Linked DNA regions of Homo sapiens: region 1 is linked to region 2. Evidence: chromatin loops called from intact Hi-C (ENCODE). Cell type or tissue: PC-9. All regions are shown on one strand. Links, peaks and the distances in the headings refer to the core of each region. The heading gives the core; the rest is flanking DNA.

Evidence for each region. A loop is a pair of places that touch in the nucleus more often than their neighbours do. Peaks named below come from ENCODE experiments on the same cell type or tissue, not always from the same donor. Only the 100,000 strongest peaks of a DNase experiment are listed, where the experiment ranks them.
Region 1: it touches region 2 in a loop (23-fold over the local background); 4 of 110 quality-filtered maps call a loop at or near these places.

What each region holds. Positions count from the first base shown.
Region 1 is chr1:22,402,829-22,416,914 of GRCh38, reverse strand. LOC105376856 (a long non-coding RNA gene) reads left to right here. Exons shown (of 3, transcript XR_947058.2): 3 at 1-584. Among named protein-coding and RNA genes, the nearest start is that of ZBTB40, 42 kb to the left of the region's middle. In PC-9, for the core only: a CTCF peak has its summit at 148 (motif pointing right); DNase peaks (open chromatin) are centred at 164, 2,474 and 4,154; H3K27ac peaks cover 3,018 bases.
Region 2 is chr1:22,218,571-22,234,172 of GRCh38, reverse strand. No RefSeq gene overlaps it. Among named protein-coding and RNA genes, the nearest start is that of MIR4418, 40 kb to the left of the region's middle. RefSeq lists enhancers at 693-1,239, 1,240-1,788, 4,628-5,261. In PC-9, for the core only: no CTCF peak of the experiment used is centred there; DNase peaks (open chromatin) are centred at 1,652, 4,502 and 5,322; H3K27ac peaks cover 2,567 bases.

The sequences.
Region 1 (14,086 bases), core at 1-8,000, 180 kb before region 2:
GGAGGTGTCAAGGGGCTGGACCGGTGAGGACAGGAGTCGAATGTGCCCCTGATCTCTGTCCCTCTCCTCGGGGCTGCAGCCCTTGTGACATCGAAGTGCCCCACCCCCTCCTTCGGCTTCCCTCGCTGCTGCGCAGAGGCCACTGGAGGGCGCTGTCTCCTCACACTTCTGGCTGAGCTCACCTCCGCTGTCTGAACCTCCTTTTGAGGCTGGAGAGAAATTGAGAGGCCTGGAGCCAGTGTCTGGGAGGCCTCTGGACACAGCTGGACCCACCGAGGCCACATGGGGTCAGTAGGATCTGAGCCTGTGGAAGGAGGTGCCAGAGCAATGACTAGGAGTCAAAGTCCTGGGCTTCAGGGCGAGGGCTTGTGGTGAGCTCTGGACAAATGGCTTTGTCTGTTCGATCCTCAGTTTTTGTATCTGCAGACTGTGGAGAGTGACCCACCTTATGGCACTGTTGTGAGAAGTGCTACAAATGAGAATGTACATGTGAGTGCTTCAAAGAACTCAGATGTTCTCCATGCCAGAGTGGGTTTTATTTATTTATTTATTTTTTGATGGAGTCTTGCTCTGTTGCCCAGGCTGGAGTGTGCAATGGTGCAATCTTAGCTCACTGCAACCTCTGCCTCCTGGGTTCAAGGAATTCTCCTGCCTCAGCCTTGCCGAGTAGCTGGGATTACAGGTGCACACCACCACACCCAGCTAATTTTTGTATTTTTAGTAGAGATGGGGTTTCACCATGTTGGCCAGGCTGGTCTCAAACTCCTAAACTCAAATGATCCACCTGCCTAGGCCTCAAAAAGTGCTGGAATTACAGGCATGAGCCATCTCACCTGGCTAATTTTTATATTGTTAGTAGAGAGAGGGTTTCACCATGTTGACCAGGCTGGTCTCAAACTCCTGACCCCAGATGATCTGCCCGCCTCTGCTTCCCAAAGTGCTGGGATTACAGGCATGAGCCACCGTGCCTGATCCGCCAGAGTAGGTCTTGATGGTTATCACCCTTGAAGAATCATCCAGTAACCCAAGGAGAAGATCATTTGGCTAGGGCCCCGTATGACCTTCAAACTGGCATAGGCACTGAACTGTTCCTTACGTTCTCACAACAGCCCCAAGAGGTATGAATTATTATCATCTCCATTTCATAGCTGGGAAAACCCAGGCTCAGAGAGGCGCCATAGCTCCCCCTGGGTCACCCAGCCACTGGGTGGCCTTACCGGAATTCAGACCCAGGTCTGTTTGGCTCCATAGACTTGCTTAAACTACTGGACTGTCCCGCACTGGCCCATGCCAAGTCAGGAAAGGGTTTGATGTGACCTACTAAAGTCCCTCGGGCTGAGGTTTCAGCTGAGTGTCCTTTATTTAGTCCTTTGGAGGTGTGGACCCGTATGTCTTTGGTATGGATCCACATTTCAGTGGGGTCAGTAACTCCCTGGATTGGTTTTGCCATTTTTTTTTCTCCCCTTGGACTTATACGCATGATTCTTCCCCCTCCCTGGGAAGCAGAGCTGGCCCTGTGACATAGGTGGCTTTACCTGCAGCTTGACCTCTTTACCTCTTTTTTTTTTTTTTTTTTTTTTGAGATGGAGTCTCACTCTGTTGCCCAGGCTGGAGTGCAGTGGTGCAATCTCGGCTCACTGCAACCTCTGCCTCCTAGGTTCAAGTGATTCTCCTGCCTCAGCCTTCCCAGTAGCTGGGACTACAGGCGCACACCACCACACCTGGCTAATTTTTGTGTTTTTAGTAGAGATGGCGTTTCACCATGTTGGCCAGGCTGGTCTCGAACTCCTGACCTCTCTCAGGCGATCTGGCCGCCTTGGCCTCCTAAATTGCTAGGATTACAGGCATGAGCCACGGCACCCGGCAACCTTCTCATATGAGTGGCAGATGGGTGGAAGAGGCTGGACTTATGTCCATTCACAGGCTCCCCACCCTGGTCAGGGTGCAGGGTATTTGCTGTGCTGGAGGACATACCTCCATGTTAAAATGCCCAGTTGAAGCCTTGTAGCTTTTTTCACTTCTTATTTTCTATCTTGATGAAAGATTGTGCTGTCGGCAGGGTTGTAGTTAAGTCGAAGTGTGGCTTTGTTTTCACAATTTCTGTTCACTTTCCTCCCACTCTTAGGCAGCTTGAGAAGGGTGGAGGGGTGGGGAAGGAGAGTGACAGTGGGTGCTGGAATCTCCCAGCCTGGGGGGTTCTTGAAGTTCCACAGTCATGGAATTGTGGCGCTGGAAGCGACCCTCCCAGGGCACAGAGGAGGCAACTGAGGCCCAGGGAGAGGACCCAGACCCTCCCAAGGTCGCCCAGCTAGTTAGCGACAGGCTGGGACCAGAATCTGCCTTTCTGCTGGTCCCACGCCAACACATTTGCTAAGTCACCCAAAGCCTGGAGTGTGGTTAGTTTAGAAAACTGAGACAAGGAGCCAGGGGATGGGACAGTGGAGCGGGGACAGGGAGGTGCTGACCTTGTGCTTTGAAAGCGCTAGTGGGGAGTTGCTTGTCTTCATCTGACGTCAGCCCCTGGACAAATAATGGCCACAGAAAGCAAATATTATGAGAGTCCTTGTGTAAACACGGAGCTGGTGTTTCAGTGTCAGAAATGGGCCGAGGACTCCAGGCTCTATCAGACCAGCTCCCCAGCGCTGCCTCTCAGCAAATGTACCTCTCCCTGCTGGGGAAGAAGGACCTTCAACAAAGATGGGGGGCAGAGTCCCCCTAAGAGGCCACAGTGGGGCAGAAAGGGAGAAGCTAGGAGGGTTCTGGGAGAACTGAGAAGATGCAGCATACCCAGGGACTAAATTAGTTTAGGGATGCAGGAAGAAAAACCTGTCAATTACCAGGCACCCATCCTGTGTCAGGCCTGACTGAGCCCTTTATAGACATTGTCTCATTTAATCTTCCCAGGAGCTCTAAGGGATAGGCATTGTTGTCCACATTTTGTAGATAAGTACATTGAGGCTCAGAGAGGTTAAGCAACTTGTCTGCAGTCACACAGGTGGGAAGTGATAGAACGGGGATTTGATCTCAAGTCTGTCTGAGTCCACTACCCTGGTGTGTTTTGCAGTCTGGACCAAGGGCCTTTCTTCATCAGAGTCACCAGGAAACCTTGTCAAAGAGGAGATACCCAGGCCTTGCACCAGCCTTTGGGGAGGGCCTGAGAGTGAGCATCTCCCAGGGAAGAGGAAGGAGGAAGGCTGCTAACACCTGGGAATAATCGCTCAATAGCAGGAGCAGCTAAATTTTTCCTTAAAGGGCTAGATACTAAATATTTTAGACTCTGCAGACCTTTAGTCTCTGTTGCAACTATTTGGCTCTGTTACCGTTGTGTGAAAGCAGCCACAGACAATACGTATGTGGATGAGGGTGGATGCATTCCAACAAAACTTTATTTACAAAGTGGCATGCTGGATTTGTCCCTGGTAGTTTGCTGCCCCTTGTCTATAGCATGCAAAGTGCCCCCATAGCCTGTCTCTCTGGTTGTCTTCCCAGCAGCCCTGTGAGGAGGGTATGATTTTCTCCGTTCTACAGATGAGGAGATGGAGGCCCGGGGAGGTTAGACATCCAGGGTCCCACAGAAAGTGGATGTCAGAGCTGGGAGTAGAATTAGACCTCCTGATCCCAGTTCAGTGTGCTGGAAAGTATGAGCCTGGTAAGAAGGTCTGGGCCAGGGAGATTGCTATTAAGTAATGAAAGCAGCCACCACTCACTGGGTACTTGCCATGTGCTGGGCACTGAGTCATGACCTCACATAAGCTGCTACCCAGATGTTGAATGTCATTGTCTCTGTCACATGGGGTGGTCACAGCCTCCCTGGGAGGTAGGAAGGCATCTGCAGCATGTCAAAACCAGCTTATCTCGGGTGCCCCAATACACCTGACATGTTACAGCTGCACCACGGGAAGGTGGAAGCTGCTGACAAGATGTATTTGCCTTTCCATTCGTGAGAATGTATGCATTCTCTCTCTCTCTGTCTCTTTTTTTCTCTCTTTTTCTCTCTCATTCAAAGACACACACACACACACACACACACACACACACACACACACCCCAGTCTCAAACAAACATCAAATAGACATGTGGTCACTTCAGTGACCTTCTTGTCCTAGGTAGGAGAATACAAAACACAAGGCCTGGAAATGACTCGTCTGGTTTACATGACATGTCCCTGCTGAGATCAGGAACCGGGAAACTGCCTGGTATGGGGAAAAGAATGCTGGACTTCCAGTTGGCCTGGATTCCGTACCACAGCCTGACCCTGATCTGCCGGGTGACTTTAGGTGTCACTCTCCTCATTTCTAAAATGGATGTCGCTTTCCTAATTCACAAATTGGGTGGGAAGTAGGTTTGTTCATTTGTTCAAGGCATTCATTTATTCATCCATTCACTTCCAACTATGTCGTAAGCACCTTCAGTGTGCTAAACACAGCTAGATCATTTGATTTGAAACTCTAAAGATTTAAGATGTGATCCTTCCTACGCCTGTTTAAGAGTTAGTACTTAAATGATAGGTCTTTTGACTCAAGGATGCCTTGTGCTAGGATTTCCCTCTAGGTAAAAAATTTATCTTTCTCCCATGCATAAAGTGGGCCTTGGCAGGCCAGGTGCGATGGCTAATGCCTGTAATCCCAGCTCTTTGGCAGGCTGAGGTGGGAGGATCACTTGAGTCCAGGAGTTTGAGTCCAGCCTGGTCAACATGGTGAGACCCTATCTCTACAAACAAACAAACAAACAAAAAAATTAGCCAGGCATGGTGGTGAATGTCTGTGGTCTCAGCTACATGGTAGGCTGAGGCAGGAGGCTTGCTTGAACCCAGGACGCAGAGGCTGCAGTGAGCCGTGTTTGCACCACTGCACTCCAGCCTAGGTGACAGAGCAAGACACTGTCTCAGAACAAACAAACAAAGTGGGCCTTGGCAAGAATATATTGCCAGCTCTGTGTGCCAATTTATTCATCCAGTCTTCCATCTATCCATTCTGTCCATCCATCCACCCACCCACCCATTCAGCCACCCATCCATCCATTCATCCACCCATCCATCCATTCAGCCACCCATCCATCCATTCATCCACCCATCCATCCATTCATCCATCTATCCATCCATTCATCCATCCATCCATCCATCCATCCATCCATCCATCCATCCATTTTTCCACATGAACCCTTGCATCCCTCCATGCAATCATCCATCTATTCAATCCATCCATTTATCCATCCACGTATTTATTAATCACTTCTATGTGCCTGGCTCAACTCTGTCCACTGACTCCAACCTCCAAGAAGGCCCTATGCCCATAGTCAGCTTGAGTTTGAGGCAGAGGTGATGGAAAGCTCAGAGTCTAGGTAGCAATAATTTCCGATTCTCAGAATCCAGGAACTCTCTGAAATGCCTTCAGGCACTTTGAGAGTAAGCGGAGCCGGAGACAGATCCGTTCAGGCTGCACACACCTCCCCTGTTTAGATGAAGCCCTTCCTCTTGGTTCTGCTCTAGCCTCTCCCTCCGTGAGAACACCTGAAGCCCCGGCCCTGGCCCTGTGTCAACTAAAAAGAATCCTACATGAATGGGTAAACAAACTGTGGCATATCCATGCAACAAAATAGTATACAGCTGTGAAAAGTAATGAGGCACTGACACGTGCCTCACCATGGCCGAACCTTGCAAACACTATGCTAAGTGAAAAAAACCAGACACAAAAGACCACGCATTGCATGATTCCATTTGTCAAAACAGGCAAATCCATAGAGACAGAAAGGAGATTAGTGGCGGCCGGGGGCTGAGGGGAGGAAAGAATGAGGGATGATTGCTAAAGGATACAGGATTCTTTTGGAGATGATGAAATGTTCTGGAATTAGTAGTGATGGTTGCACAACGTTGCGAATAGAAATCACTGGATTGTATACTTTAAAAGGGTGAACTGTATGGAATATAAATTATTTTGGAAAGATTTTAAAGTTATTAAAAACATTAAAAATTGAAAAAATAATATTTCCATGTGTTGTTATTATTATTATTATTTGAGATAGGGTATCACTCTGTCACCAAGGCTAGAGTGCTGTGGTGCAATCGTGGCTCATTGCAGCCTCAACCTCCTATGCTCAGGTGACCCTCCTGCCTCAGCCTCCTGAGTAGCTGGGACTACAGGCCTACACCACCGCACCCAGCTAGTTTTCTGTATTTTTTGAAGTTGAGGCTTCACCATGTTGCCCAGGCTGGTCTCAAACTCCTGGCTCAAGTGATCCTCCTGCCTCGGCCTCCCAAAGTGCTGGGATTATAGTTGTGGGCCATTACACCTGGCCTATGTGTTATTAAATATGCACCTCCCAGCCTTCTGGTGACAGAGTCAGGGAAGGTAGCACTGATGCTGTTTCCCAGTGGAGAAACTGGAATCTCGGAGGGGAGGGAGGGGCTGTCAGGCTGGCATTGCTAATTAGTGGCAGAGATGGGACAAGAAGCAGGGCCAGACTCTTGGTCCAGTGCTCTTTCCCTCATGTCAGGCTGCCTGATGAGCAGATGGCACTTCCTGAGCCAATCTCCAGCTCTGTCCATATCTGCCACCTTTAGTCCAGGGGCCACTGCAGGCACAGCTCACACTGGAGGAGGCTGTCACAACAGCTAATGGCTGCCATTTGAGGAGTGACGCTCAGTGCCAGGCACAGGGGCATCAGTGAGTGTGGTCTTATTTCATTTTCAAAGACCTCTGTCATGGACCTTGTTGAGAGTGCCAAACCCCTACTGCATGAGCACCCTGGTCTTTCCTGGGGCATCCTTAGTGAACATAGACTGGTGGGAGGTCATGGTACCCCAACCCTGGAGACCAAAGAAATGGGCAGGAGATAAGCATAGAACATCAATTGGGCCTTGAACATTGAGCTAGTGATGCAGAGGCTCAGGGGCCTCTGCAGTCCTGGCCATCACTGTGGCTGTGGCAGCCTGCACCCTGGGCTGCTCCCGCTTGCTCTAGAGTCTGCTGCCTTGATTGATGAATCATTCTTTGGCCTATTCTTCCATCACTCCTTGCATTCTATCTACTTTCTAGGCCTGGTCTTCCAGTTTCTTATAGGTTCTGTGAGCTCCTGATATCCTTTCATTAAATTCCCTTTTGCACTTGTCAGAGACAGTCAGTTTCTGTTGCTTGCAACCATTCACTCTGACCAATGCATCCCTATGAGATAGGAGATACTCTTACTTGGCCCATTTTACAGATGAGGAAATTGAGGCTCAGAAAGGTGAAGTGACTTGCTCAGGGCCCCCCAGATTACGAGTGACAAAGCCAAGATGTAAACCCAGGTCTGTCTGACTTCCAGAGACTGATCTCTCAACCTCTACTGAGAAACAAGAGCCAGCAAACCTTTCCTGTGTGTTTCCTATAAGCCAGACCTTGAGCCGGACAAATCCTCTCAACAGCTCTATTAGGGAAGAATTGTCCCACTTTTAGAGGTGTGGAAAATGAGGCTCAAGGAGACGATGTAACTGATTTATAGGTACCAGAGCTGAGATTAAAACTGAGGTTCATCTGGCTCCAAATCCCCATACTTTTATACAGAGGTAGGAACCAAGACCTGATGGTGGGTCTCCCTTCTTCCCAGTTGGTAGAAGTTCCCATCTCTGCTTTTGGCTCCATCAGCACCTCCTGCCAAGTCCTGAGGGGTAGAAACCTGACTCTACCCGTTAACACTTGGGCTCAGGGATTCAGCAGCCACTGGGAGGAATCCTGCCCCATAGCCCAGGTCCTCTATAAATCAGGGGCCCAGGAAGCCACAACACTGATAAATATTTATGTTGCCTCTAAGAAAAATATGTCTCACTTGATATATTTTCTTTGTGAAAAGGCAGTAAATGGCAAGGCCCCATTACTTTTCATGAGTCTGCCAGAGCTGTAAAGATGCCCCATCCCAGCTGGGGCTGGGGGCCAGCCTGGTACCCCTTGAGAACCACCAAGTCTGTGTGTCTCAGGCTGCAGCACCAGGTCAGAGGATGTCATTTTTCTTGCCCTCCTGTGAGCCACTGTCAAGACTCTGAGAAGGACCCAGTGGGCAAGCTTGGGGGAGGATTTCTGTCCAGAAGGGCATGGGGCCGGGGGAATGGAAGGAATGGAACCCCAGCCCCGATTCCTCCAACAGCCTCCAAACCAACCCTAGAGCAAATCCCAGGGCCATTCCCAAACCAGCTTCAAGCCAGGCTGGATACACATCAGCACCCACCTCAAACCCTCCTTTTAGCCCTCATCCCAGCTGGACCTGGGCACCAGCCCCAGCTCTAAACACCATCCCACAGCTGCGCCAGCCCCATCCACAGTCCAAACCAGACATCAGCTCTATCCCAAGCTAAACTCAACCTCTGCCAACCCCAGGCCTAACCTCAAACCCACTGCAGCTACAGCCCAGTCCTAAAACTCAAACCTAACCCAGGCCCTGAATCCTGCTCCCAGCTATGCTGTAACCTCAGCCTGAGCTTTCCCCGGAGCCCCAAGGGCAGCCAGTGACATGCTCTGGTAGGGGCAGAGGGGTCACCAGATGGCTTTCCTGTGCTCAGTCTGGAAAACCTCCTTTGGCTAATTCAGCAAATATTTGCTAACGACCCCATGCATGCCAGGCTTCTTCTAAGTACCGAGGATGCATCTGTGAAGATGAACATTGCCTTGTACAGAGAGGAGAGCCCTGCCCCTCTCCCAGCCTCCCAGGTCTGAGACCTCCCCTCACCCTCCACCCCCTCTATTCTCAGCCCTCTCCTCCGGTGGCAGGAGGCTTGGGCTGTGCTCTAGACAGCCACGATCTCACTTGGTAACTCAGGTAGTCTCCCTCCCTCTGAGCCTTGAACCTTCATCTTCATAATGGACAGTGAGAGAGGGAGGGTTGGACCAACTGGACTTTGAGGTTCCACCTGCTTGTGACCTTCTAGAAATCACTGACCTGTGGACAAAGGTCAATATCTGACTGCTAAACAGATGCTGGGTTTTCTGTCCTGGACCTTGGTGGTAAAGAGGAGGTGCTGGCATCACAAATGGAACAGATGGTCTTCTCTCTTCTCTGGATCAGGGGTAGGGGCTAGAAAGCACAAGCTCTCTCCTCAACCCCAACCCAGAGCCATATGGCCCAAGGGGTCATGCAGCCCAGGTGCCATGGCCACTCTCCTCTCTGACTCTTCCCCCGTCACTGAGGATGACGTCTCAGAGCCACATTGTCTAGGCCTTAGCTTAAGTGCCTGGGCCGTGTCCTGGTCAGCTTCTGACCCCTGCCCCTCTGCTGCTGGCAACCCTCCCACCTCCATCCCTGGCTTTCTAAGTTTTCTGCCTCTTCTCCTTCACCCTCAGCCCCTCTTGTCTCTCCCACTCCTCCTTTTCTCTCCTGGGATCTTTAGCTCTTTTATGCATTATTTTTTTCAATGCCTCTGATTTTCTGTTGGCCATTCTCTGTTCCCTCATCTTCCTCCCCCAACCTGGTCATTTTATCTGCAGCATTTTTTCTTTTCTCTGTGTCTGTCTCTGTCTGTCTTTCTTTCAATTCTCTGCGTCTATCATTTGCAACCAAAAGAATGCTGTGGAAATGGGGCATCAGATACATGGCAGTTTAGGAAATGTGAGGAATGTTGCTTTCGGTGCTGAAGAAATTCTTGTGATTTCATCCCCACGAAGTTATGTTAAGCATCACTCTAGCGTCAGCTCGGTGACTTTCAACGCATTATTCCTTGAGGTTTATAATAAGACACATAATCTCATCGAATTCTCCCAGCTTTCCTGTGAGACAGGCATGTCCCCATTTCCTGGATGGGAAAAATGCTCTCAAAGTGGGGCAGTGACCTCTCGAGCAGGCAAGGAGCTGATTCCGAGTCTAGGGCTTTTCTTTGCTCCCTTCATGACATGGCGGACTGTGGCATCCACCCCAAAGCCTGGGAGGAATGTTTTTGGTTGATCTGGTGACGCACAGGGGTTTCTGAAGCTGGGGAGTAGGTGATGTTTCCCACCCACTCCAACATCTGCAATCACTGCAAAAACACAATGAGAATCAATACCCAATCCACCCCCACAAGGGCAGCTCTGTGGAGGATGTGGAGGAGAGGCGGTTGCTCTTCCAAGCCCAGGAACTTCCTAATGAAGAGAAGATCCATGGGGTGGGGGAGGCTGGTAAGGGAGGATAAGACCCTGCCAACTCCTACCCAAGGCTTTGGCACTCGGCTCAGAAACATGGCCCAATGAGGGAACACAGTCTGCTCAGGGGATAGGCTTTGGGGTTGAGTGCTGGCTGCCATTTGATTGCGCCTTAAGGAGAATCTCCATCTTCTTCTCTTTTTTTTTTTTTTTTTTTTGAGACGGAATTTTGCTCTTGTCACCCAGGCCTGAGTGCAATGGCTTGATTTCCGCTCACTGCAACCTCTGCCTCCCAGGTTCAAGTGATTCTCCTGCCTCAGCTTCCCAAGTAGCTGGGATTACAGGTGCCTGCCACCACGCCCAACTAATTTTTATAAATTTTTTAGTAGAGACGGGGTTTCACCATGTTGGCCAGGCTGGTCTCGAACTCCTGACCTCGGATCCACCCACCTCGGCCTCCCAAAGTGCTGGGATTACAGGCATGAGCCACTGCACCTGGCCAGAGAGTCTCCATCTTCTTACTGCAAAGTGGGTGTGCTGCCCCCACCTCCAAGTGTGGTGGATACGAAAGCCCTGCGTTAAATGTACGGTGTAGGACAGGTGCTCCCTGCTAATAACACCGTCCATTTACGTTGAATGCCAAGGACACAGCATTTAACAGAGTTCTCTGTTTACCTACTAACTCTGCAATAACTTTAAGGCTGTGTGATTCTCACCCAATTTTTAAAAGCAGTTTAACTTGAATTGTATTTATTCCACCATCTTGAAAACAAACAAACATGTGACAACTGATAAATTACTCATTCAAATAGGATTGTGTATAATTGAGATGAAATTGAATGCGGACAAAAGATAACAAATATTGGCCAGGATGTGGAGAAAAAGGAACCCTTATACACTGCTGATGGGGATGTAAATCAGTACAGCCATTACGGGAGACAGTATGGAGGTTCGTCCAAAAATTAAAAATAGACCTACCATATGATCCAGCAATTCCACTTCTGGGTATATATCCAAAGGAAATCAGTATATATCCAAAGGAAATCAAATGAAATCAGTATGCCGGAGAGATATCCGCACCCCCATCTTAAGTGCAACAGTATTCACAATAGCTAAGATACAGAATGCTAAGTGTTATCAGCAGATGAATGGGGCTGGGTGTGGTGGCTCATGCCTGTAATTTCAGCATTTTGGGGGCGCTGAGGTGGGCAGATCATTTGAGGTCAGCAGTTCAAGACCAGCCTGGTCAATATGGTGAAACCCCATCTGTACTAAAAATACAAAAATTAGCCGGGCGTGGTGGTGGGCGCCTGTAGTCCCAGCTACTTGGGAAACTGAGGCAGGAGAATGGCTTGAACCCGGGAGGCGGAGGTTGCAGTGAGCCGAAATCGCGTGACACAGTGAGATCCTTCTCAAAAAAACAAAAACAAAAACAAAACAAAACAAAACAAAACAAAACAAAACAAAAAAACAGATGAATGGATTAAGAACATGTGCTAAATACACACAATGGAATCCTATCCAGGCTTTAAAAAAGAACAGAATAACGTCATTTGTGGCAACATGGATGAACCCAGAGGACATTTTGCTAAGTGAAATATGCCAGGCATAGAAAGATGAATATTGTATGATCTCCTTACATACAGAATCTAAAAAAGTAGAACTCATAGAAGCAGAGAGTGGAATGGTGGTTACCAGGGGTTGGGGATTGGGGAGATGTTGATCAAAGGGTAAAAAGTTTCAGTTAAATGGAGGAATACGTTCTGGAGAGCTACCGTACAGCATGGTGACTATAGTTAATAATACGGTATTACACACTTGAAAATTGCTAAGTGAGTATATTTTAAATGTTCTCATCACAAAAAAAAGCTAAGTGTGTGAAGTGCTCAATATGCTAATTTGCGTGATTTAATCATCCCACAATGTATACACGCATCAAAACATCACACTGTGCACAAGATATCGATACCATTTTCAGTTGTCAATTATAACAATTTAAAAATGGGATGTGAAGATGGAAGTTGCATCGACGCTGGTTGGGTTGAGTAAGCTCTAGCAGTTGCCAGCAGTTTTATTGAATGAGTGCTTATCATCTGCCAGGAACTGTTGGGCTCTTTACATGCATTCTTCATCCTCACAACATACAGGGTTCATGTCCCCATTTTATAGACCAGGAAACTGAGGCTCAGACAGGCGAGGGAACTTGCCCACTATTGGGTGGTGGATCCAGGATATGAACCCAAGCAGTCTGGCTCCAGAATACAAATCCTTAACAACCATGCTCTATAATTTCGTGCTGAGAACTTTGCCCATGTGCTCTCATTTAGTCTCATAATAATTCTGCTAGATCAGAAGAATAATATCATAGCTAGCATGTGTGGGGTTTTGCTATGGAGCACAACCTGTCCCAAGCATAGTACTGGCATCATTTCATTTCATCCGAACAGTTCTGCAAGATATCCCACTTTTATGAATGAGGAAGTAGAAGCTCAAAAAAAGGGTCAACCCAACCTTAGTCTAGCACCCAGGCTCCTTAGCCTAGCATTTAAGGCATAGGAGGCTCCTCATGACCTAGCCCCTGCCTCCCTCCATCCCCTTCACCCTCAGCTTTCCAGCACTGTTTGCGTTTCTCCAGGAGCTTCCTGGTGTTTTATGCCTCTGAGCCTTTGCAAAGGCTGCTCCCTCTACTTGGGATACCCAGTCCTAGTGACTAACACCTACTTGTTCTTCAAGCCTAACTGGGATGTCACCTTCCGGAAAACCTTCTCTGATCGATTATGACTGGACTGGGTACCCTTGTTATACTCTCACGTCAACCTTTCTCTCCCACCCTCAATACACTGTGTCATAATCACCGCTTTGCTGGGCTGCCTTCCCCACTGGACCGGGAGCACCAGGAAGGCAAGGACCTGTTTGTCGCTTTCAACATTGTCTCCCTGGTTCCCAGTGCAGCTCCTAACTCCAGGAAATGCTCAGTGAGCACTTGTGTAAACAAATACATAAAATGCTTCAAAGTAGACAAAACTGCTAAATTCACTGGGTGCTTGCCCAGTGCCAAGTATTTGTTGGATATCATCTCATTTGATTCTGACAACACCTTAGGAGGTAGAAACTATCATTAACTCCATTTAAAGACAGGAAACTGAGGCACACAGAACTTAATTATTTGCCCAAGACCACACAGCTAGTACTGGTGAAGCTGAGATTCAAACCCAAATCACCTCACTCCAGCATTCCTACGCTGTCCTCCTTCTAAGGGGAAGTCAGACTTTGTGGAAAGGAGTGAACTCATGGTATAGTGATCAAAATATGATTATAGTTGATTATTCAAATGAACAAGTGCTTTTAGAAAAAATGAGCTAGAATAAAAAATCCTCAAAATGCTCAAAGCTGGGCAAAAAGCCAGGCACGGTGGCTCATACCTGTAATCCCAGCACTTTGGGAGGCTGAAATGGAGGATCTCTGGAGTTCAGAGGTTCAAGACCAGCCTGGACAACATAGTGAGACCCATCTCTAAAAAAAAAAAAAAAAAATTTGTTTTTAATTAGCTGGGTGTGATTGATAGTGCATGCTTGTGGTCCCAGCTACTCTTGAAGCTGAGGCAAGAGGATCGTTTGAGCCCAGGAGTTTGAGGCTGCAGTGAGCTGTGATCATGCCACAGCACTGCAGCCTGGATGACAGAGGGACAATCTGTCTTTAAAAAAAAAGTGGGCAAAATATGGGGAAAATCCCTCTAAAAGCTTAGCAAGGGCTACACCCCCAACCACGAAACACTGCAGATGTGGTCCTGATTGAAATGTGGATGTGTTGGAGGCATGGGCAAACTGGCCTTCTGCAGTGCTCTGGGCCCGAGGCAGCAGGACCGCTCCCAAGCCAGGGTGCTGGGGCTGGGCTGCTGGGGCTGGGCAGATGGCAGCTGAGTTCCACTTCTCGGGGCTCTGGGACTCCCTCCCCGTGCCATGGCCTCGAAGGTGCATGCTAACACTTGTGCAGGGGCACCGCGC
Region 2 (15,602 bases), core at 536-8,535:
ATGAGGGAGAAGGGGGCAGGCAGGCCCGGGCAGTCGCAGCGTGGCCCCCTGGGGAAACTGGTGGGGGAGGGGGGACATAAGCCAGAGAAGACCCTGGTAGGGCCCTTGGCCTTGGCAGCTGCCCGCAAAGAAAGCAACCCCAGACTCATCCATCATGGGGGCTGGGAACCAAAGGGAGGGGGTACCTACTGGGGCCACGGCTGCCCAGCGAGGGCAGAGCCGCCCTCCCAGGGCTCTGCTGAGGCAGGGTGCTGGCACAGGGAAGCCATTGGGGTGTGGCAGCCAGAACTGGGTTCACACCCTGCCCAATCATTTCCTGGATGTGTGACCCCTTGGCATGGCACCTCCAGCCTGAGCCTCAGTTTCCCCTCCTGTAACTCCACCTCTCAGAGTCATGGTGTATCATACCCCGCGGGCAGTATCCAAGGTGTCTGGCCCATAGCAAGTGACAATTGGAATCATGATAATAAGAGCAGCCAGCCTCTACCGGGAGCTTCCCTAGGCTAGCACCGTGCTGTGCGCTTCCCATGGTCCCAGCCTTCAGCTTCTCAAGGCCCCTAGGAAGGGGCTAGCCCAGAGCTGCCCTGGATAGGAAAGAAAACCCAGGCACAGAGGTTCAGGGTGTTCCCAGGGTCACAGTACAGCAGTGAGTAGCTGGGAGCCTGGCCCTGAGCTGAGCTCCGGGCCCCTCAAGACAGCAGGCTCCTCAAGGGTGTGCCCCGTCTCTGAGTCTTCAGCCAGGAGCACAGGGAGCGGCAGACCACAGAGCTCAGTGGCTGCTGAATGAACAGAGATGCCTCCCAGATGTGCCGCCACCCCAGTGATCCCCCAGATTTGAGACCAGCTTGGTCCCCCACCTCCACCCAGGATCCAGGCCTCCATTGGCCAATGCAGACACAGCCCGTTTTGCCCCCACACCCAGCCTTGGCCCTGAGGGGCTATGGAGCTCAGGCACCCCGTCTCAAGCTCAGTTTCCCCACTTTGCTACTGGGTGATGGGAAGAACTCAGACGGGGTGGGAGCTCGAGGGGCTGCCTTCGGAACAGGAGCCAGAGGTGGGTGAAGGCGCTTCCTCCCTGGTGGGACTCAGGCCTGAGGACTCCCTACCACCAAATGGCTGCTTCTAAATCATCCTTACAAAATACAGAGATGACCCAAGAGTACCCGTCCCCCCAGCCCTTGGGGGACAGGGGGAAGCTGGCTGAGTAAAGACAGCCCATGGAGGGGGAGGAGAGGGCTGCAGGGAGTGAGAATGGGCAGGGAGTGACAGGGCTGCCCCCTGGTCATCAGGCCCCAGCCCTGCGTGCTCAAATGCACACACTTGAGCCCAGCCTGGGGAGGCCCTGCCAGGCCAATCTCTTCTCTCCGCATGCCCTTCCAAAGGCTGGAGCCCCAGGAGTCCTCACACCCCTGGGGCCTTGGGGGACCTCACAAATGCAGGACACAAACACAAGGCACTTTGCACATTTTATCCCATTTCCCCCTTCCATCCTCCTTGTAGGACAGGTGTATATTTCTCCCCATCTACTGATGAGAAAATCGAGCAGCCCAGAAAGGTGATGTAACTCACCCAGGGTCACATAGTAAGGAAGGAACAAAGCCAAGACCGTGACTCCTATCTGACCTGTCTGTCCTACCCCAAACCTGTATTCCGAGTACTAGAGAACTGTTTGTGACCTTTGGCTGAGAACAGTTTGTGACCACATGGCCCCTGCATCCTCCACCATGTGTACATGTGTCATGGGCTCTAGAACCTGGTCCCTGGGGAAGGAAAGAGCCATTTAGTCTCTCTGAGTCTGAGTGATGATGAAGATGGTGGTGAAGGAGGAAGGAAGTGCTCCAGGGCTAGAACAGCGGTTCCAGGTGCATGGTCAGAAAAAGACGCTGAGACTCAAGTCAAGGGGACCTGGGACCATTCCCGCATTGATATTCACAGGCTGTGTGGCCTCCAGCAAGGCACTTTCCCTCTCTGAGCCTCAGTTTTCTTGAGTGTACAGTGGAGGTGAGAATGCCTCCCTCTAGTGTTGACTTGACATGAGGGTCCAGGGACACCCATCATGCTGAGTATGTGGCACCCACTAGGTGCTCAATAATGGCTTTCTGTGTCCCCTTCCTCCACAGGATGTGAGCCCAGGACAACCTTTGTCCAAGCAGGTGGTCTTTCTGGGTGCCAAGAAGAATAGTAGGGAACTTGGTTCTGGTAGCATCCATGGCACTGCCCCAACTTCCAAAGCTGCTCAGCAAAGACTCACTGGATGTCCTCAGACCGGCCCTGGCACTGGGACAGGAGGGCAGGTAAAGCCTGCGTGAATCCCTGTGACAGCACAGGGTCTGCGGTTCCAAGCAGCCAGCCCATGAATGGGGACTGTGTTTCCTCTGAGGGGCTTCCTGGAATGACAGCAGTACCAGCTATCTCTGGAAGCCTCTGAGGAGCTGGGGGACCATGAACCCAGACATCCCAGGGTTGGGAATCAGGGGCTACTAGCCACAAGAGCCAGCCCACCCATTCCCATGTTGTCTGGTCACCTCACAGCAACCGCCAGAGATATGCAGCCCCTTCAGGGAATGGGGGCGACTGGAATTAAGTCTGGGGAATCATCTCTGGACCTCCAGGGCCTCGAACTGTGCCTGAGACCCAGGATCTGGGAGATGATGGGTGGATGATGGATGGATGGATAGATGGATGGATGAATGGTTGGATGGATGGATACATGGATGGGTGGGTGAATGAATGGGTGGATGGATATATGAGTGGGCAGATGGATGGATGAATGGATGATGGATGGATGAATGGATGGATGGATGGATGGGTGGATGGGTGGATGAATGGATGAACAGATGGGTGGGCAGATGAGTGGGTGGATGATGGGTGGATGCACAGATGGATAGATAAGTGAACGATGGATGGGTGGGTGTGTGAGTGGGTGGATGGGTAGATGGATGGGTGGGTGGACAGACGGGTTGGTGGATGGGTAGGTGGGTGGATGGGTGAATGGATGGATGGATGGATGGATGGATGGATGGATGGATGGATGAACAGATGGGTGGGCAGATGAGTGGGTGGATGGATGATGGGTGGATGGACAGATGGATAGATAAACTATGGATGGGTGGGTGGGTGAGTAGGTGGATGGGTAGATGGATGGGTGGGTGGACAGACAGGTGGGTGGATGGGTAGGTGGGTGGATGGGTGAATGGATGGATGGATGGATGGATGGATGGACGGATGAACAGATGGGTGGGCAGATGAGTGGGTGGATGGATGATGGGTGGATGCACAGATGGATAGATAAGTAAACTATGGATGGGTGGGGGGGTGAGTAGGTGGATGGGTAGATGGATGGGTGGGTGGACAGACGGGTGGGTGGATGGGTAGGTGGGTGGATGGGTGAATGGATGAATGGATGGATGTGTGAATGATAGATGGACAGATTTTAGTTCTGAAAATCCACGTTTTGAACATTTCTGTGGCAGCAGCTGTCACTGCCCATCTATACCCACTATCCCATTTCTCACTGCAAATAACAAACAGTGACTCTGCCTCTACAGCCGCAGAACATACTGGCCCAGAAGTGCCTGAAACAGCCTTCAGCCAAACACAGATGAGAGTGGAGGAAAAATAACCCAATTTCCTCCCCTTTGGAGGGGCAATGCTGAGGCTTGTTCTGTCCCTTCTCCCAGACTTCCCCAGGGGTCTGTGCCCAGCTGGCCAGAGTGCTCACCTGCTGACCGACACACCCTCCTCTTGTTGGCCTCTTTCCCTTCCTGTCTCATTTCCTGACTCATCAATCTGGACATTAGGAAATCAGCTCCCAGGTAAACTGTTTGCACTCAAATCCTTGACTTGGGGTTGGCTTTTGGGGGACCCAGCTTAAGACAACTACCTCTGCCTTTTGCCTGTTCTAGGACCTTGGACGAGTCATTCCATTTCCTGTGCCTCAGTTTCCTCACCTGTAAAATGGGGACAATTATTTAATGTTCACAGCACATCCATGTGGTTGGCACCAGGCAGGGTCCACCATGTGCCCCGCCTCACACTGGCACTGAGGGCACAGAGAAGATCAGCCCCAGTCCCTGCCCTGGAGGAACTCACCAACGACAGTGGAGAGGGTGGGTGCGAGTCCAGGCCACTGGGTTGGAAGACCCAAAGCCAAATCCTAGCTCTTCATATCTTCGCTGGGTGCCCCTGGTCAAGCGACACTTCACTCTATGCCTCAGTTTACTTTTCTGTCAAGTGGGGAGAGCACCAGAAACCACTTCATGGGGCTCTTGTGAAGAGAAGGAGAGAGAATGCAAGAGAAGTGGTCAGTACACGGCCTGACACACAGTGTGTAACAAAGGGAAGGCAGTGCTATTGTCATCATTGTCAAGAAGGAAATGCATAAAGTCATGCAAAATGTGAGCTTGTGTAACTGACAGTTCAGTTAGAAAGAGAGGGAGAGAGTCAGTGCCCTGGGAGGTCAAAGAAGAGAGTCATTAGGTGGCCTGAGAATGAAGCTGAGATAAGGAAAGCCTCATGCAGGAAAAGAATCCTTGCTGGCCTTGAATTTCACTCTTAGTCATGCACGGAAATTCCCAGCACCTGAAATTTTACTCTTAGACATGCATTCCTTTTGCTTAGCCATTGCTGTCCCAGGCCTTGAGCTACACCACCTTTGTCCCCACCCCACAACCTATGCTCCCACCACTTTCCCAGAGGGCCTCACAGTTTCCCTGGCCTTGCCATGCTGTTCCTTCTACAGGCGGCTGTGCCCTCCCCCCAGCTAAAGCTGTGGGAGGCCTTTCTGAAGCCCATTCACAGCGATCCTCTCTGGCCAGTGTGGCATGAATAGGCAGGGGGGCTGGACCAACTGCATCATGCTCCCCGTGGGGCTTGGTAAAAATGCAGGGTCCTGGGCCCTGCCTTCTCAGATTTTGTCTGGGATGGGGTCCAACCAGATTAGAAAACCACTTATTTGGCCATTCATACATGCCATATTACATATGGAGAAACTGAGGCCCAAAGAGCATACACAGGAAAGTGCCCAGACCAGAGTTTCTAATTCCCCATCAAGCCCCCACCTTCCCCTCTGGGATAAAAGCTGCCTGGTGTGGGCTTCAGCACAGCCCCCTCTGGGTCCCGCTTCAGGTGTCCCATCTGCCAGCCACCCCTGCTCAGTCTAGGGGGGGGTCACAAAGCTCCCATGGGGCCGCCAGGTGTGCAGCCCCAAAATGCCTCCAAGAGGCTCTGCCAGCGTTTGGCAGGTGACAGGACTTGGGTGCGGGGGTGGAGAGGACCCAGCCTTGAGTATTTAAATATTTGCTTTCTTACAGAATGGCATTCTTCAGAATATCAGCCAATTTGTATAGAATTAGTCAGTGCCTGGCCCCCCAGCTGCAGCACCGGGACTCCAGGGAGGAGGAATGTACCTGCAGCCTCGCCTGATGCGGAGGCTCCGGCAAGTCCCAGCACAAGATTCGCCTGCCTGCCCACGACCAGGAGGGGAGGCAGGTAGCAGCAGGGCAGACATGGATCCCAGCCACTCCTGGGCAGCCTGTGCCCCACACCAATCATAAGCTGCAGCTGCCAGAAACTTGCTCAGGAACAGCAGGGGTGAGGCCACTGACTTCACACATGTGCACGCACTCACACTCACACTCACACACATCCTGGCTGAGCAAGCCCAGGGCCAGCCCTGGCCCCTGGGTCCATGTCCCCATGGACCAGCCCAGGGACCCCTGGAAAGGGGCAAGAGATAACTGGCTGAACTCTCTGCCAGAGTTCCAGAAAAAGCCGCAGAGGTTATGCAAGAGCTAAGTTCAAATCCCAACACTACCTCTTAACTTGCTGTGTGACCTTGGACAAGATGCTTTACCTCTCTGGGCTTCACTTGCCCCATGTGTAAAATGGGAATCATAAAGTGCTTACCTGCAATCACGTACACGAATGTGCTTTCGGACACTGAAGTGCTGAATGCGCTGGGAGTCAAAGCCGTGCTACTGAGACTTCCAAACAGGTCGTGCCTCCTCTGTAATGTGCGTGTTTATGTTGATTCAATTAATAAGCACTTAGTGAGCACCTACTATGTGGTGACTTTGAGGACATTATTTCTGCTTTCTGGGCCTCAGTATCTCCACTTATAAAATGGACAAGTTAGAACACAGCCTCCAACACTCCTTCTGTAACTACCATGTTATGCATCTACAATAATCATTCATGTAAAATTCTCTCACTACTAACTAAGAGGAAAGGTAAGAAGAAAGAAAGAAGTTCTTGGCCAGGCGTGGTGGCACACATCTGTAATCCCAACACTTTGGGAGGCCGAGGTGGGCAGATCACCTGAGGTCAGGAGTTCAAGACCAGCCTGGCCAACATGGTGAAACCCCACCTCTACTACAAATACAAACATTGGCCAAGTGTGGTGGCGGGTGTCTGTAATCCCAGCTACTTGGGAGGCTGAGGCAGAATTGCTTGAACCCCAGAGGCAGAGGTTGCGGTGAGTGGATATTGTGCCACTGCACTCCAGCCTGGGCGACAGAGCGAGACTCTGTATAAAAAGAAAGAAAGAAAAAGAAAGAAAGAAAGAGAGAGAGAGAGAGAGAAAGAAAGAGAAAGAAAGAAAGAAAGAAAGAAAGAAAGAAAGAAAGAAAGAAAGAAAGAAAGAAAGAAAGGAAGAAAGGAAGGAAAAGAAAGAGAAAAAGAAAGAAAGAAAGAAAGAAAGTTCTTGAGAGGGCAATGTCCAAGCAAAAGGAATGCATATCTAAAAGTAAAATTTCGGGTGCTGGGAATTTCAGTGTAAGAATGAGAGTGAAAATCAAGGCCCCTAATATTATTTTCCTGCAAGTCTACCGCCTGTGTGGGCTTGGTGGGTTATTGAACCTTTTCCCCCTTAGTTTTTCATCTGTAAAAATGGGATAATAATACAGGTTTCACAGGGCAGCTTTTGGTGTCAAGGGGAAGCATATCTGTGATTCACAAGTTGAGCAGGATCATCCCTTTTCAAGTTTTTCTCCTTCTTCTTCAAGTAACTCTGTCCTTTCCCATTCATTCATTCACTTACTCTGCACATGCACTGAGAACCATGAATCACTGGGTATTATTCTTAGAGGGGGTTATGGCCAGGAGCCCAGCGGACGGGGCCCCTGCTCTTCAAGGTCTCACTTTCCAGTCGGAGGAGACAAGGAAAGGCAAGAAATAAAACTGAGACACGGGGTGACATGACAGAGTGGGACCATGGGGCCTTGGGGGAAGTAACATTGCAGCTGAGATCTCAGTTATTTTGTTGTTGTTGTTGTTTTTTATTATTGAGACGGAGTCTTGCTCTGTCACCCAGGCTGGACTGCAGTGGCGCAATCTCAACTCACTGCAACCTCTGCCTCCTGGGCTCAAGCAATTCTCCTGCCTCAGCCTCCCAAGTAGCTGGGATTACAGGCACACACCACCACACCCAGCTAGGTTTTGTTGTTGGTTTTTTTCTTTTTGGTTTTTGGGTTTTTTTGTTTTTTGTTGTTGTTGTTGTTGTTGTTTAGTGAAGACAGGGTTTCACGACGTTGGCCAGGCTCGTCTCAAACTCCTGACCTCAGGCGATCCGCCCACCTTGGCCTCCCAAAGTAGAGATCTCAGTTACAAGCAAGAGCAGCATGCAAGGATCAGGGGAGAGAATCTCCAAGCCAAGGGGAAGTCTGTACGAAGGTCCTGAGGCAGGAAGCAGCTTGGGGAGCCTTAGGATCCGAAAGACAGGTGGCTGGAGCTTGTCAAGTGAACAATGAGGTTAAAGAGGAAGCTCACATCAGGCCTTGGAGGTGGTTAACCGCTGCCCCCAACAGGTCTTCATTCTTGCCAGCATCTCCTTCACCCATTTCCTTGATGGCACAAGGCCCAGGACCCAGGCATCAAAGACCACCGTCTCCTCCAAGGAAGCAGGTCAAACACTCCAGATTCTCTCACGGCCATCTTAACTTTCCCTGGATTTATGAGCACTGTCTCTTTTTCCCAAGGATGAGAAGCCCCATGCCGGGGTGGGGAGAGACCCTGATGAGTTTCCTCCTAGGAGCGGGGATGCCGTGGGCAGGAATGTGGGCCCCTCTGGGAGCCTTTCAGGCCAAAGTCAGATCTTGAAAAGGCTCAGCCCCACGGGTGGGGATTAGACAGGCTGCAGGGAAGGACTGGGATTACAGCAAATCCCTGAATCACAAAGCCAGGCAGGGCTCCCCCTGCCCTCGCTGCTGCCCCGGAAAGCCCCCTCAGCTGACCCCAACCCCAGTTGGGGGCTGAGCCTTTGTCCCTTCCTGTCCATCAGCTCAGAGAGCTAAGGAGGTAAGACTTCAAGCCAAGGCCCTGGGGACTAGGAGGTCCCAATACGGCCACCCCAACCCTTTTTCTTTCTATCTCATGACCTGAATGCTAGTCTTTCCCTCAAAGGTTTCCAGGCCTATAACCTCGAAAGCAGTGTTCATCCTACAGCCAGATGTGACTCCTGAGCAGCCCAGTTTTCACCCGGCATACACCCTATTCCAAACTGGAAGATTTTTCTGTAAGGTCTAATATACAAACATGTGTTCAAGTCATAAATCTACACTCAATGAGTTCTCACAAACTGAATGCATTCATGTAAGAAGCACTCAGAAACCCCCTTCCGGCCCCTCCTGGCCACTCCATCCGGGCCTGCCCAAGGAAAACCACTATCCTGATTTCTATTATTATAGATTGGCTTGGCCAGTCTTTGTATTTTATATGAACGGAGTCACACAGTATGTGTTGTCTGGTGCAGCTTCTTTTGGTCAAGATGTTTGTGAGCTTCATCCACACTGTTGTCTGTAGTGATGGTTTGTTCCTTCTCATTGCTGTATACTATTCTATCCTGGGACTATATCATAATCTACTGTTGATGGGATTTGAGCCATTTCCACAAAAATGAATGCATTCATTATTTGCTGCCGCATAACAAATTATCCCACAAACAACAAGAAATGTTTATTATTTCATCATTTCCAGGGTCAGGAATTCAGAAGCAACTTACGGAGTGGTTTTGACCCAGGTCTCTCCTGAGATTGCAGTCTAGCTGTCAAGCAGGACTGCAGTCATCTGAAGGCTTGACTGGGGCCGGGGAGAGGGGAGAGATCTGCTTCCAATACAGCTCCCTGCCATGGCTATCGGCAGGAGGCCTCAGTTCCTTGCCAGGTGGGCCTCTCCATAGGACTGCTTGAGTATCCTCATGACATGGCAGCTGGCTTCCCCCAGAGTAAGTGAAGCAAAAGAGAAGAAGGAGGAAGCCACAATGCCTTCTGTGACCTAGTCTTGGAAGTCACACACATCTGCCATATTCTATTCATTGGAAGTGAGTCACTAGGCCCATACTCAAGGGGAGGAGGATTAAACCACCTCCTGAAGAGACTATTAAAGAATGTATAAACATATCTTAAAACCATCACAACAAACAAATCTTTTTTGCATCAAGTTCAAGGTCCCTGGTCCTGGGGAGTGAGGCTGACATTTCCTCCTCCAGTTCAACCAACCCTGAGGGGACGATGGCTCCATGGGAAAGGCATGCTCAGGTTCTGGTCTCAGCTTGGCCAAGACCCTCTCTGAGCCCCAAGTTCCTCCTCTGAAAAATTGAGATAACAAGAGTGCCCACTTAGGGCACTTTGGGGGCTAGAATTCCCCAGAGAAGTCATTTGTCCCTGAATTCCATTCCCTGACGGCACTTATTTTATAATCTTTAGTGTGAACTCAAGACAAAGGCTTTTAGAAGATTCAAAATAAGTCAGGCAAATCTTCTTGCAGAAACTCCCCTGTCTTTCCTGCCTCCCTTAATGGCCCCACCCACTATCCTGCTTCCAGTCAATGCACCTGCTGTGGAGCTGAGACCTCAACCACGTGGGACCCAAACTCCCCGTGGACCCTGCTTGTGCCCAGATGCCAGCCTGGCTGTCCACCACTCGGTCCTTCCTCTCAAGCACCTGCTTTTTGCCAGGCACTGTGTAGATGCCACCAACACATAGCAAAGGCAAGAACACACCTCCTACCTTGCAGAGCCGACCTATCAACAGAGAAGGCAAATATGGTGAGAATTGCTGCAAGGGCCGAGGACCAGTGCATTGAGAGCTGAGACCTGGGCACCTGGTCTTGCCAAGGTAGAGAGGTGGGGAGGGGAGGATCCCTGGAGCTGGTCTCTGAGGGCTGAAGCCCAGGAAGGGGACCAGGAACCTGGCATTAGAGAAGAGACAGCAAGAGTCACTGTAGTGCCACCCGAGGCTGGAAAGGTGGCAGGGCCCAGACCCCACAGCTGACAGGCCAGGTGCTTGGGCTCTAGCCTGAGGGCAGGGGAGGTTGCAGACACGTTTTAAGCCAAGAAATAATGTAACTCGTTTTGTGTTTTTAAACTTGCAAGGAACACATTCTTCAGCACGTTCCTGGTTCCCCTAGAAATGCTGGCCGTTCCTGCCTGGCCAAGGAGACATCCACGACAAGGGAACCCGTTCCTGGACTTTTCCTGGCTGTGTAATCTAAGCCAGGTCGCTTATCTACTCCGTGCCTTGATTTCCCCAGCGGATAAGATCGACCCTCCAGGGTTTCCAACTGAAACCAATGGGGAAAATATACTGAGCCCCTGCCTGGGTGCCTGGCATATGGACTGTGTCACAGATGACAGGCCTCACAGCCCCCCAACCCCAGCTTGTCTCCTCTGCCCCATCCTCAGAGGCTTCCGGGGCACCAGAATGGATTCCTCTTCCCCCACCCTGCCAGTGCTTTGGCAAGGAGGCTTCTGTGCATGGCTTCACGTCCTGTCCTGTTTGTTCCTCCTGAGTCACCCACCCTCTTCACCCAACTCCCAGGGACTGACTGTGCGATGGTATCACGTGAATTCAACCAGTTCGACTCCAAGCACATCTGCCAGGCTGTGGAAGGAAGGCATCGCTGAAGATAGAATTATTCTGGCCCACTCACCACTGCTGTCATGTTTTAGGGCCTCAGTCAGTGGCAGGCACTGTGCCAGGCTCTTGATCTGTGTGATCACCTTTAATCCTCACAATAACCTGGGATTTAACTCCATCTTCCAGGAGAAGAAACTGAGGCTCAGGAAGAGATACCATATTTGCTCAAGGTCACATAAGAAGGCTCAAGCCCAGGTTCACCTGCTTTGAAACATCAATCTATCACACACACACACACACACGTGTGTGCTCATTCATGCACCCACACACACCACTGCCACCATCACTCTGGCTGGCTGCTATACTATCGACCGCTTACTCTGCGTCTGACCCTGTGCTACGAGGCTCCTTTGGACGATCTCATTCAATCCCCGCCACAAGCCATTAAGATAGATCCTACATCATTGCCATTTTGCAAATGGAGAAGATGAGGCCCCGAGAGGTGGAGTCACTGGCTAAGCTGGGCTTTGAATCCAGGATCTTCTGACTATACTGGGAGACTGCTTGTGAGGGATTGGTTCCCTTGGCCAATGCGACACAGAGGCCTTAGCACGCCTCCAAGCTGGGACACCTGGAACGCCGAGACTGTGGGTGGGTTCTACCATGACCTCCCCTCCAAGTCTTGCGGTGACTTGGCAGGGACCCCCCTAGCCTCACGCTACCTGGCTTCTGGGGCTCTTTCTGACCATGAGATCCCCACCCTCAGGTTCCTGGGCCCTGGGCTCTTCTTCTTTTCTTCTTTCACTCTGTGCCAAACAGGCTAAAAACACGCCAAAAATGAGCCCCTCTCGCTTTAGTGCACTCACATAATGTGTGGCAAAGAAGGCCGCATTAATCGCTCGGGACCCACATTTTTCAGTGACATTAATCTCTAGCCGGAAAAGCCTCTCTGGACGGTTCTTTTCAGTCTGAAGGCACTTAACGTTGGCCAGGAGAGCAGAAGGGGCCCGCCTGGAATTCCTCTCTAACTCCCAAACACCACACGCACAACCCAGCCCGGCCAGCTTCCCTGGTTATGACGGGGTGGGGGAGATGCCTGCAGGGGATGTGGGGGGACAGGGGGGTGGGCAGGGTGGTGAGTGAGCCATAGGTGTGCCGTGGGGCATGCATGAAGGTGAGAAAGGCTGGGTTTCAGCCCTTGCTTGTTCATATCCAGGCATCTGCTTACCTGAAGAATGTGCATCGATGTGTGTGTGTGTGTGTGTGTGTGTGTGTGTGTGTGTGTGTGTGTGGCGCATGCGCTAGGACACACATGCCAGTGACTGTGAGACACCTATGCGTGCCCATGGGTGTGCCCTGGCAGGTGTGTCTGTGTTTATGATTGAAAGTGTACAACTGTGTGAGAATATGTGTGCAGGAGGAACTGAGACTACGGCCATGGGTAGAGCTGGGTGTGCCACACTTAGGTGCATGTGTGATTTCGTGTACACATGTTGCTGTGAGCAAGATGGTACACAAATGTGTTTGCTGCAGCACACCAGTGCTTGGGAGCCATTGAGGGCATGCCTGACCCTGTGAGTGTGCACAGATGTGGGGAAGGCAGTGATCAGGTCTGGGGTAAGTGACAGGGATGTGGTGTCCCTCACATGTGCACACAATGCATTTTGACAGACATAGGTGAGCGCTGCAGGCTGGCCACTGCAGTGGAGAGACAGGGCTGGGACAGGTGCAAGGTGCTGGAGCCCATGCAGGGTGCTGGAACCCAGTTGAACCTGCACAAAGGAGCTGGCTGCACATCTCTTCCCAATTCCGCATTCAGCAACTTCACGCTGCGGGCTCGACATTGACCACAGTGGGAGTATTTACACCACGGGAATTGGCAAATGCCAAATCAGGGCTTGCTTTCTCGAGAGGGCCTTTTGTGAAATATTTGCCAGCACACCACTGAGCAAGACACAGCCCAACCCTATGTGTGCTGATTTTTCTTGTACTAAAGTGAGTACGTGTGTGCATGTGTGCACCCCAAGGTAGCTCCAAAATTGTGTGGGAGTAGCACATAAGATTAGAACACAGATTCAGAAAAAAGGGACAGAAGAGGCAGACGGAGGTGGCTTGAAGAGCATCGGTTTTGCAACACTCCAGAGAATGGATCCCTTTCTGTCTCAAGGGCTTTTTGTGAAATTCTCCAAAAAATAAAACAACTGCCAAAGAAAAACACTTAAACTCATATGAACGTGAGAATTGTCATGATCCTCTCTCAGCACTGAGCACTGTCAAACCAAACTGAAGTAAGACTCAGTGCTCCAGAGAGGCAGGGACACTCTGGGCCAGGCGGACTAGGACGGGGAGGATGGAGACAACTGTCCGAGGGGGAAAGGCTGCCAGGATCTTGAGAAGAGAACTGCGGTTTCCAGTCCTGTTCCCCCACCAGGTAGTTGTATGCCCTTGAACAAGTGGCTCAGCCTCTCTAGGTCTCAGTCTACTCACTGCAAAATAGGGTCTATAATACTGTCTTCCTAGGATTTTGCTGCGTGGATTAAATGCATGTAAATGGAACACAAAAACTAAGGGTTAGCAGAGCTCTTGTTAATGTAAAGTACATGGCCTAAGCAAGCACTTTAAATTGTCAATGTTGTTAAAAAGGCTGACTCTCAGGGACTGAGACAGGAGAATCACTTGAGCACAGGAGTTTGAGACCAGCTTGGACAACATAGTGAGACCCCTGTCTCTACAAAAAAATTAAAAAATTAGCCACACCTGTAGCCCCAACTATTCAGGAGGCTGAGACAGGAAGATCATTTGAGCCCAAGAGGTCAAGATTGCAGTGAACTGTGATTTCGCCACTGCACTCCAGCCTGGGCAATAGAGCAAGAACCTGTCTCTTGGCCGGGCGCAGTGGTTCACACCTATAATCCCAGCACTTTGGGAGGCTGAGGCAGGTGGATCACCTGAGGTCAGGAGTTCGAGACCAGCCTGGCCAACATTGTGAAATCCCGTCTCTACTAAAAATACAAAAATTAGCCAGGCGTGGTGGTGCACACCTGTAATCCCGGCTACTCGGGAGGCTGAGGCAGGAGAATTGCTTGAACCCAGGAGGCAGAGGTTGCATCGAGCCAAGATCGCACCACTGCATTCCAGCCTGGGGGACAGAGCAAGACTCTGTCTCAAAAAACAAAACAAAACAAAAACCCGTCTCTTTAAAAAAAAAAAAAAAAAAAAAAAAAAAGACTCTCTTCTATAGCAGGAGCACTGAGCCCCAGACTGAGAGAGCAGGAGAGGACGTAGCAGGTGACCAGGCCTCCAGCTGTGTCATGTTAAGACAATTCCTCCTGCTGCAATCTCCGTTTACCCTTCTGTACCCTTCAGAGAACGCTACCTGCCTCCCGTGGCTCTGGGGAGAAACAAAGAAGAGACCGTCTGGGCCCAGGATGAGAGAGATGCTCCCCTCCTCCACCAAAGGGGTTGGGGTCCAAAGAGTCATCATCATTGTCACCACTACTGAACATTCATGCACAAGCCACTCTGTGTTAAACATGTCATGGCTTTAAGTCACATGATTTTCTGTACAAGCATAGCTATTACCAGCCTCAGGCTACAGATGGCATAACGGAAGCTCAGAAGGGTCAAAAGACTTGCCCAGACCACGCAACTGAAAAGCAGTGAACCCAAGTCCGTGTGACACCCAGACCTGAAAGATCAGCCACTACCCTGTGGGAGTCCTAGACGGCCAGGGCAGAAGGACCTTGGACAACTTCTAGACCACCAGCCGGTCTGGGTACAAACCAAGCCTGGAGGAAAAGTGTTTCACCCAGCTGGAACAGTATGTGCAAAGGCCCAGAGGCAGAAGAGGAAAGGCCACTTGCTTGCCTGGATCAGAGAGTGAGAGGCAGCCTGGCTAGAGAGGGGATGGGGCCCAGAACCTAGCGGGGAGACAAACCTGGAGGCAGAGAGATCTGCTGGGAAGCAGCTGCATTGTCCAGGTGAGAGAGGGCAATGACTTGGGCCCAGACAGTGGCCAGGGAGATGGAGAGAGATGGACGATTCAAGAGAAGCTTGGGAGCCATCCGTCTCACAGGATCTGGTGATGGATAGAAGGCACGTTTGAGGCAGAGGGAGAAATCCAGGTTGAGACCACTGTTTGCAGCCAGGGAGACTGGGTAAATGGCAGTGGCCCCGAGGTGGGGACTCAGGATGAGGAGCAGGCAAGAACTTGAGTTCACTGGAATCTGCCCAGTCAGTGATGCCTATGAGTATCTGGGCGGGTTGGGGCGCTGCAGTCGGGGCTATGGGGCTGTGGTTCAGGAAGCAGGAGCAGAGATGCCAGAGGATCAGCCAGTGGAGCTGGAGAAAGGGATGAGCTTACCCGAGCAGAGTGGGTAGAATGAGAAGAGCTGAGTGACAAAGCCCTGAGGACCAGCATTCAAGAACCCGGCCGAGGAGAGCACCTCAGCCAGCCCAGCACTTCCACCTGCCGGACACCAAAGCACTTTACTTTGATCAACTCATTGAAGTCTCGTAGCAACTCTCTGAGGGAGGCACCAGGATGGGCCTCCTTCTGGAGATGAGGAAGTGAAGGACTTGCAAGGTTAAGCCACTTGCCGGGGTCACTGGGCTAGGAAGTGGTGGTGCTGGGTCTCAAACCCAGGAACTATATTGGCTGGAAGTGAGTAAAGACAGCGTGGCCAGAGAAGTAGGAGGGAAATGGGTGTGTGCAGGGTCACCAAAGCCAAAAGACAAGGAATTTTGAGA